2 separate regions of the Homo sapiens genome follow, and region 2 is linked to region 1. Evidence: chromatin contacts called from ENCODE Hi-C data. All regions are on one chromosome and are shown on one strand. Each heading gives the region's core, a stretch centred on a gene start or an enhancer-like site at or near the end of the contact. The rest is flanking DNA. Distances are from core to core; before and after follow the strand shown.

What was found. A loop is a pair of places that touch in the nucleus more often than their neighbours do. Pooled maps may share reads with other maps.
Region 2: a map of MCF 10A shows a loop between it and region 1 (2.8-fold over the local background). The contact joins the enhancer-like site here to the promoter of SLC35F3 in region 1. A Hi-C loop is called at or near these places in 2 of 168 maps with a recorded cell type or tissue (K562 and MCF 10A) and 5 of 50 pooled maps.

The regions. Positions count from the first base shown.
Region 1 is chr1:233,902,330-233,906,303 of GRCh38, forward strand. SLC35F3 (solute carrier family 35 member F3) reads left to right here and starts at 2,347. Exons shown (of 8, transcript NM_173508.4): 1 at 2,347-2,801; 2 at 3,200-3,429. The coding sequence starts at 2,749.
Region 2 is chr1:233,702,747-233,706,696 of GRCh38, forward strand. The region is part of intron 1 of LOC107985362 (a long non-coding RNA gene); the gene reads right to left. Among named protein-coding and RNA genes, the nearest start is that of MIR4427, 81 kb to the left of the region's middle. Within about 2 kb of position 1,950, at least 2 of the 41 ENCODE cell types and tissues checked have a DNase peak (open chromatin) inside an H3K27ac peak, as active enhancers do.

The DNA of each region.
Region 1 (3,974 bases), core at 1,097-3,596:
GTTCCACATCCTGCCAGCATTTGATGTTGTCAGCGTTTGGGATTTTATTCATTCTAGTAGGTGTATAGCAATACATCTTTTTTGTCTTAATTTGGAATTCCCTAATGATGTATGATGTGGAGCATCTTTTCATGTGCTGATTTACCATCTGTATATCATCTCTATTGATATGTTTGTTCAGCTGTTTTGCCAATTTTTTAATTGGGATCATTTTCTTATTGTTGAGTTCTAATTATTCTTATTTTTTATTACAGTTCTTAATCATGTATATGATTTGACATATTTTCTATTGGTCTGTAGCTTTTCTTCCCATTGTTTTAACAGTGTCTTTTGTAGAGCAGAAGTTATTAATCTTAACGAAGTCCAATACCAATTTTTACTTTCATGGATCATGCCTTTGATGTTGTATCTAAAATGTCATTTACAAACCCAAGGTCACCTAGGTTTTCTCCTTTTTATCTTCTAAGAGTTTTATAGTTTTGCATTTTATATTTAGGTCTATGATCTATTTTGAGTTAATTTTTGTGAAAGGTGTAAGGTCTGTATCTATGTATCCAGCTTCTTTTCTTTTTTTCTCTCTTTCTTTCTTTTTTTTTTTTGTGATTGGATGTCTAGTTGTTCTAGCACCATTTGTTGAAAAGGTGATCTTTTCTCCATTAGATTTCTTTTGCTCCTTTGTCAAAGATCACTTGACTCTATGTGTGGGTCTATCTTGGCCTCTCTATTCTGTTCCATTAATCTATTTGTCTGCTCTTTCACCAATACCACACTGTCTTGATTACTGTAACTATAGTAAGTCTTGAAGTTGGGCAATATCAGTCCTCAGACTTTGTTCTTCTCCTTTAATATTGTGTTGGCTATTATGGGTCTTTTGCCTTTTCATATAAACTTGAGAATCAGTTTGTGATATTCACAAAATAACCTCCTGGGATTCTGATTGGAATTACTTTGAATCTATAGATGAAGTTGGGAAGAACTGACATCTTAACAATATTAAATTTTTCCATCCATGAACATAAAATATCTCTCTATTTATTTAGTTCTTTGATTTCTTTCATCACAGTTTTGTAGTTTTTCTCATATAGATATTGTACATATTTATTAGATTTGTACCTAAATATTTCATTTGAGTGGTGTGCTAATATAAATAGTATTGTGGTTTTAATTTCAAATTCCCATTGTTCGTTGCTAGTATATAGAAAAGCAGTTGACTTTTGTACATTAATTTTGTATCCTTCAATCTTACCATAATTGCTTATTAGTAACAGGAGAGTTTTTTTGTCAATTGAAATTTTTCTACATCAACAGTCATGTCAGCTGCAAAGACAGTTTTCTTTTACCTTTTCCTTCACAATACGTATACTTTTAATTTCCTTTTCTTGTCTAATTTCATTAGCTGGGACTTTCAGTATGATGCTGAAAAGGATTGCTGAGTAGAGACATACTTGCCCTGTTCCTTATTTTAACAGGAAAGCTTCTAGTTTCTCACCATTAAGCATGGTGTTAGCTGTACGCTTTTGTAAATGTTCTTTTTCAAGTTGAGAAAGTTCCCCTCTATTCATAGTTTGCTGCTATACAATATGATTTTAATATAAAAAAAGCAGTACATAAAGTAGTGTGTACAATTTCATTCCGATTTTTGTGACAACTGTATTTTGCGTTGGAAAAAAGCCTGGAAGAGAATACGTTCATAATTGAAAGTCGTCATTTTTGGCTGGATAATGGATATTTTCTTCTCCACATACTTCTATCTTTTCTAAATTTGCCCCGATGAAAAATAATATTAGGAAAGGTGATTAGGTAGTCTGAAGAGAATGCCTTTCGGCCGTCGGGGGCAGTGGGGTGGTAAGGAAAAAGATGAGAAGCTTTTAAAATGGAAATCTATGAAGAGAGAACTGATTTCGTAATTGCATCATCAGTGGGAAAGTAAGCTCTCTGAGGACCAGGTCTGACTGAGAGATCCCCACAGCGTAATAGATAATACATTTTGTGTCTCAGCGTTGCCTATGAAACGCCATTTATTCACTTGGCATGCTGAGCATGGAACCAGGTTTCTTTCTTTCCAAGTAGTTTTGCTAATTTAGAGAAAGAGAGAGACAGACATATACATAGAGAGAGAGAGAGAGAGAGAGAGAGAGAGAGAGAGAGAGAGTGTGAGAGAGAGAGAGAAAAGTACTGAACTGGGAGCGGCAGGGTTTGAGTCAAAAGAGAAGGGTGGAGGAGCGCGTCCGGTGCCCCAAGGCTTCCAGGCGGAGCGCGGGCGCGAGGTGCGGGCTCCGGGGCGGAGCGCACGCCCGGGAGGCGGGAAGTGGGCAGCAGCGCCCCCGCCTGGCCCCTGTGCGCCCCGACCCGACGCCTCCCCGCCCGACCAGGTGCCTCGAGAGCGCACAGCTGGGAGGGCTCTCCCGGTCGCGGCGAGACTCACGCCTGCGGTGTGCTAGGGCGGCGGCGACGGTGACGGGCGTGGGGCGCGGCGCTGCCTCGGCTGCCGGGTCGTTGCGGCGAGCGCGCGGGCCGGCCTGGAGTCACCGGGCTGAACCGCCGCGCCTGCATCGTGCCGCACGCCGCGGAGGCGCTCGGGTACAGACCGCGCGGGCGCGCACAAAGCGGCCCGGGGCGGCCGGCGCGGCGCAGACCCTCGGTGGGCAGCGCACTCCAGTCTTCCCAGGCTAGCGGCTGCAGGGAGCTCCGGCCCGCGGCCCCTCCGCCTCAAGTCTGGGAGCTGCCGGTCCCACTCTGTCTTTGCCTATGGGGATTCGAGAGTTTCCCAGCGGCGCACCCAGGGGCAAGAGCATTGCCGTGTGAGTAGCGCCCCGGGCGTGGGTGAGCGAGCCGGCGGGCGGGAGGCCGGAGCGCCGGGGTAGCCCTTTGCAGCTGGGACACTGGGCAGTCTGAGGCTCGGGGAAGGGCGGCGCGCGCGGTGGAGCTGCTCGGGAAGTTTCAGTCATTCTTTCCCTCGCCACTCGCCCCAACCCGCACTGCCCCGAGACGCCCAGGATAGGGCACTGGGGACAGCTGCCCGGGGAAGTGGGTGAGTGGCGGCGGGAAGGGAGGAGCGCGGGCTCTGCCGCGGCGCTCGCCCCCGGAGGGCCCCGGCCGCGCTCTTGCTCTCGCCCTGGGATCTGCTCCTCACGAATCCCCTCCTCTCTGTCCATGCTCCCCCTGCCCACCCACCTGCCCGTGGCGCCTGCGACCGCAGTGGCATGAGGAGGTCACCGGACGTCAGCCCCCGGAGACTGTCCGACATCAGCCCCCAGCTCCGGCAGCTCAAGTACTTGGTGGTGGACGAGGCGATTAAGGAGGATCTGAAATGGTCGCGCTCCGTGGAGGATCTCACCAGCGGGCCGGTGGGGCTCACGTCCATCGAGGAGCGGATCCTGCGCATCACTGGCTACTATGGCTACCAGCCCTGGGCAGCGAGCTGCAAAAGTAAGACCCCCTCACGTCATGTTTCCCGTTCACTGGTCCATCTTCTTACCATTGTCACAGCAGCCTCGGGGAGCGCACGCAGTGAGGCGTCCAGCCACCCCCTCCCGCCCTGCCTGCTGATACAGACCCAGGTTTGCAACTTCGAGGAAGAGGCCCGGAGACGGAGTTCTCCTGGACCTCTGAGGCGTTCTGATGCGTTCTCTTACACCCCTTCCTCTCCCACACACAGGATCTCTCTGTATCCTTATCTCTCCACTGCCAAATACGGAGGACACTCCTATGTGGCAGACCGTGGGAAACAGATCAGAAACTCAAAGTATCCCGGACAGTGTGGCTTCCCCGCGGATCTGAAAGTCTCACAGGGCCCTCGGTCAGGTCTCACCAGGCTCAGATGGAGATGCTGACTTACATAGCCAGGATTTTAACTCTTCCTTGCATCTCCTAGCCCTGATGATAGAGGACAATTCTTGGGGTCTTCATTTTGGATGCCGTTCACGCCCTTCTCCCCTGGATTTTATCGGTCTTCAGTAAGGAGGTTCTATAGG
Region 2 (3,950 bases), core at 700-3,199, 200 kb before region 1:
AATATTAAAGTGCTTGTAGATATTACCATATAATGCTGATGGTACTGTTTTCCTGAGACTCTTATATGTGTATTGCGGGATAATCAAATGAGTAATTACAATGGTGTCACTGAGAAATGAGTTTTCTGGCAATGCTGAAAGAAAGGAAAGACGTGAGATTGATCAGGTTAATGGGCATGCTTAGCACCCAGAATGTTGCATCTAAATACATTTCTCACTGAATGGTTCCAGAGCTCTTTGGAGAACTGGCTGTTTCCCAGTATGGGACAGGAAATTATAATCCTGGGACATTTTGTCACAAAAAGGATACCATCAAAGACAACTGGAGTCATGTCAAAGTGACCCAGAATTCAACATGAATACGCTGCCGCAAGCCAAAGGCAGGAAAATTTGATTATTAATTGGAATAACTGCAAGGGATTGAAACAGATTGACTATGTTTAATCCCTGAGCTCATAAAATCATCAATAATTTTTTTAAAAGTCTTTTGAAATCTTTAGATAATACTAGGGGACTACTTTTATTATTTTGAATACTAGTTTAAACAGAAAGTATCAGTAGGTTATCCTGTTTTTCCTATACAATCATACCTCAGGACAACCAAATGCATGATGAAAAAAGTTTCTCTTTTGGAATAATTCCAGAAAAGAAATTTAGTTAATGATTGGAGTAGATTACCATATTCAGTGGCTGCTAGCATCACAAAAGGAGAGAAAACCAGATGGGTACCTTCTGATGGAACTTCACAAAATCACCTATGACGGAATCTTTTTATAATTTCACCTAAATCTGATCAAACCTCTAGATATAACCAATAATTTCTAGAAAATACAAGGAACAGAGACGCATGTTAAATAATGCCAAAAGGACACCTTCACCAAATTGCAGACCCCATGAACTTTATAAGACAAATGACCCAGAGTTTTCAACTGAATCAAGATAAAATGCAAGAAGAGGCAGGGAATATAGTAGGACAGCCTATAAACTAAAATACTTAAGGGACATGTCAATGAATCTTTATCTCTGTATCTTATTTAGATTTCAATTCAACAAAATTAATTTTTAAAAATCTACAAGAGAAGAAATTGTGAAAACAGGATTGTTATTAGACTGACATTAAGGAATTATAACAACTACATTTGATGAGATTATAATATTGTGATTATCTTTTCTTTGAAAGAAATTCTCACTATATATAGTGATAGAGATCTATATATTCCCACATATATATGATGAAATATTTGCAGGTTAAATAATGTAATGTCTGGGATTTGATCCAAGTCAGGGAGCAGGGAGAAAATGGATGAAGTATAGAAAAAGTAATATGAGTGTGTATTGCACTGATAAGATGCAGTCATGTGTACACCTAGTTCATTATCCTGTTCTCTTCACTTTTATGTATGCTTGAAAATCTACCCCTCAAAAGTTAAGATATAAAAAATAAAGAAAGAAACATGATTCTTTCTTGATTCAGGGTCAGCGGGAAAAAGAGGAATGTTAATTCTCTGTAAAGCAGTGTCCAAAACAGGAAAAAGAACTAGAAAAGCATGATATTGTGAAAGCCAAGCAAACAGTGTTCCAGAAAAGGAGATGGCGAGTCATGAGTGCTGTCAAGAAGTCAGGGAATATGCGAACTTAGAAATGTGCTTTCAGTTACCAGCAAGAGGCAGTGACTACAGCTTTCAGAAGCTCAAAGAAGCAGTGCTCACTACACAGGAAGAAGAGAGCTGATGGCAGGGTGGTGGGGAGCGGGCTTCCTATGGTTAAATCAAGGGCTGTGCCTTGACTGTTTTTAAAGATGGAAGGCACTTGAACAAGTTAAACGTATGAGAAGAAACCAGTAGAGGGGAAGTGATTATAATACATGAGACAGATGGGGCAATCTGAGAGAGAGAAGTCTCTGAGAGGATGAGGAATGGGGAGAGTCGGGAGGGGTGCTTAGTCCAAAAAATAGCTGTCCTCATTTTAGAAGGGCCATTCAATGCTGCACTTCCCCAAATGAGTCATCATCAGAATCACTAGGGAGCTTAGAGAAATCCAATTTCTCCTCTTCCTCCCACCTTGAAGATTCTAACTTTATATATTTGGAGATTTCAATATAATAAAAATACAGTAACTATATTATTTAAAGTCCTCTGAAGAAGTCTGCTAATTAGCCAGGCTTTCCGACTATTGACTTTAATGAGTATTAAATTCATGAAAAAAGTACTTTTTCTTCATCTTTCTCAGAAAAGAGACATTCAGACTCTTGGAGTGAAAACAGTATGTTCTGGGTCTGAGTACCTGGGGGAGGAGAACAGGCTCAGTTAATCTTTGTTCAAACAACACTTAAATACCAAGATTGATCTGTTTCCAAAACATAGCAACAGCTTTTTTTATTGTGGGGCACAATGATCCTAAGCATGCTTGTATTTTGTCATTTATGGTTGTGGGAGTATGGGAGATTAGAAAAATCTATTTAAGAAAGTACAGCATGCAGATGAGGTTATCCTTAATTTCACTACAGAAACCCAAATAGAGCCTGGGGATAGGATAAAGACAACAGGAAAATCAAATAACCAAGGGCTTTAGCATTTGGAGCAAAGAACCAGGGGTGCAACTGTAGAAATCTGGTTCTAATTCCAGTTCTGCCAGTACCTACACATGTCACTAGAGCCTGACATCAGTTTTCTGATCTACACTATTGTGCGTACTAGTTTCAATCCCTAACTGCCTTCTGGGAAGGTCACAGCATGAACAGGACATAACAGATGCAATGGTATTTGATATAAACATGCTGTGTAGACACAATTATTGTGCTGGTCAATGGCCTCAGTGAAAAATTTATCACTCTAAACAATTGGAGAAATTAAGCTGTAAATTTTGAAAGAACTTGGCTTCGTAGATACATGCCATTTCTATCTACTTCCTGTCAGAATGAAAATGATGTAGAAGCATTTTCTGGCACTTTAACAGTTTACTGATTATGGTGACATAGTATGCATATGACATAAAAATATGTGTTAAAAATAATGTTGACCTTATTCTATTTATTCAGCTATTAATTTCAGGGATTTCTGGTTTCCTGATGGATATGGAGCAAAAGTCTTCATAAACCTTGAGTTTTCACTGAATCTTAAGTCTCCTTTTAACCCTCCTTCTCTTAATTGTCACTTAACATATATAAAATATGTCTGAAATTGACATCTTGGCAACCTGAAATCTCTCCTATCTCAGTAAATGGTATCATCACCCGTTTTTAATTAAACTAAGACCTCAAGATTTATCCTTTTGCCCCCCTGAAACCTCATATCTTTTTCTCTGTCATTCACCAACTATAAACATATCAGATTCTTTTCAGTTGCTTAGATAAGCACTAAGCTTGTTTAACACTTCTGGGCTTTTGAACTAATATATTGATGCTAAGGCATGTAATTTAACATATTTTAATTCATTGTTATCAAAATGTGTTTTACAATCAATTTTGTAATTTACAATTATAATTACAGTTTTTTTTTTTCTTTTAGAGGTACAATAGTGACGTCTTAAATCCAATAAAAAACAAAAACAAAATGGTAGTGCCCTCTTCCCTTCTCCAGATCTCCATGTGGCTGGCTCAGTCCAACAGTCCTTTCTGTTGAGCTCAGCTCACTCACCCTCAGTTCAGCTTCCTGCTCTGATGCCACCTTACCTGAAGTTCTCCTCCCCTCATCTCATCCCACTACTTGTTTCCTTTATAGCACTTTTGCCACTTAAAAACATCCATTTGCTTGCTTGTTTATTTTCTGTTTTCTCTACAGCCTAAAGCTCCTCAAAACAGGAGCTTTGTTTTGTTCTCAGCTACACCCCCAGATATGGTGTGTGATCAATGAGTATTTGTTGAAGGAATTGTATGGCAAAGGCATCTCTTCCATAGACATTTATGTGGCCCATCCCACTATCTCAGTAGTGTCTGAGATGGGCAGCTCCCA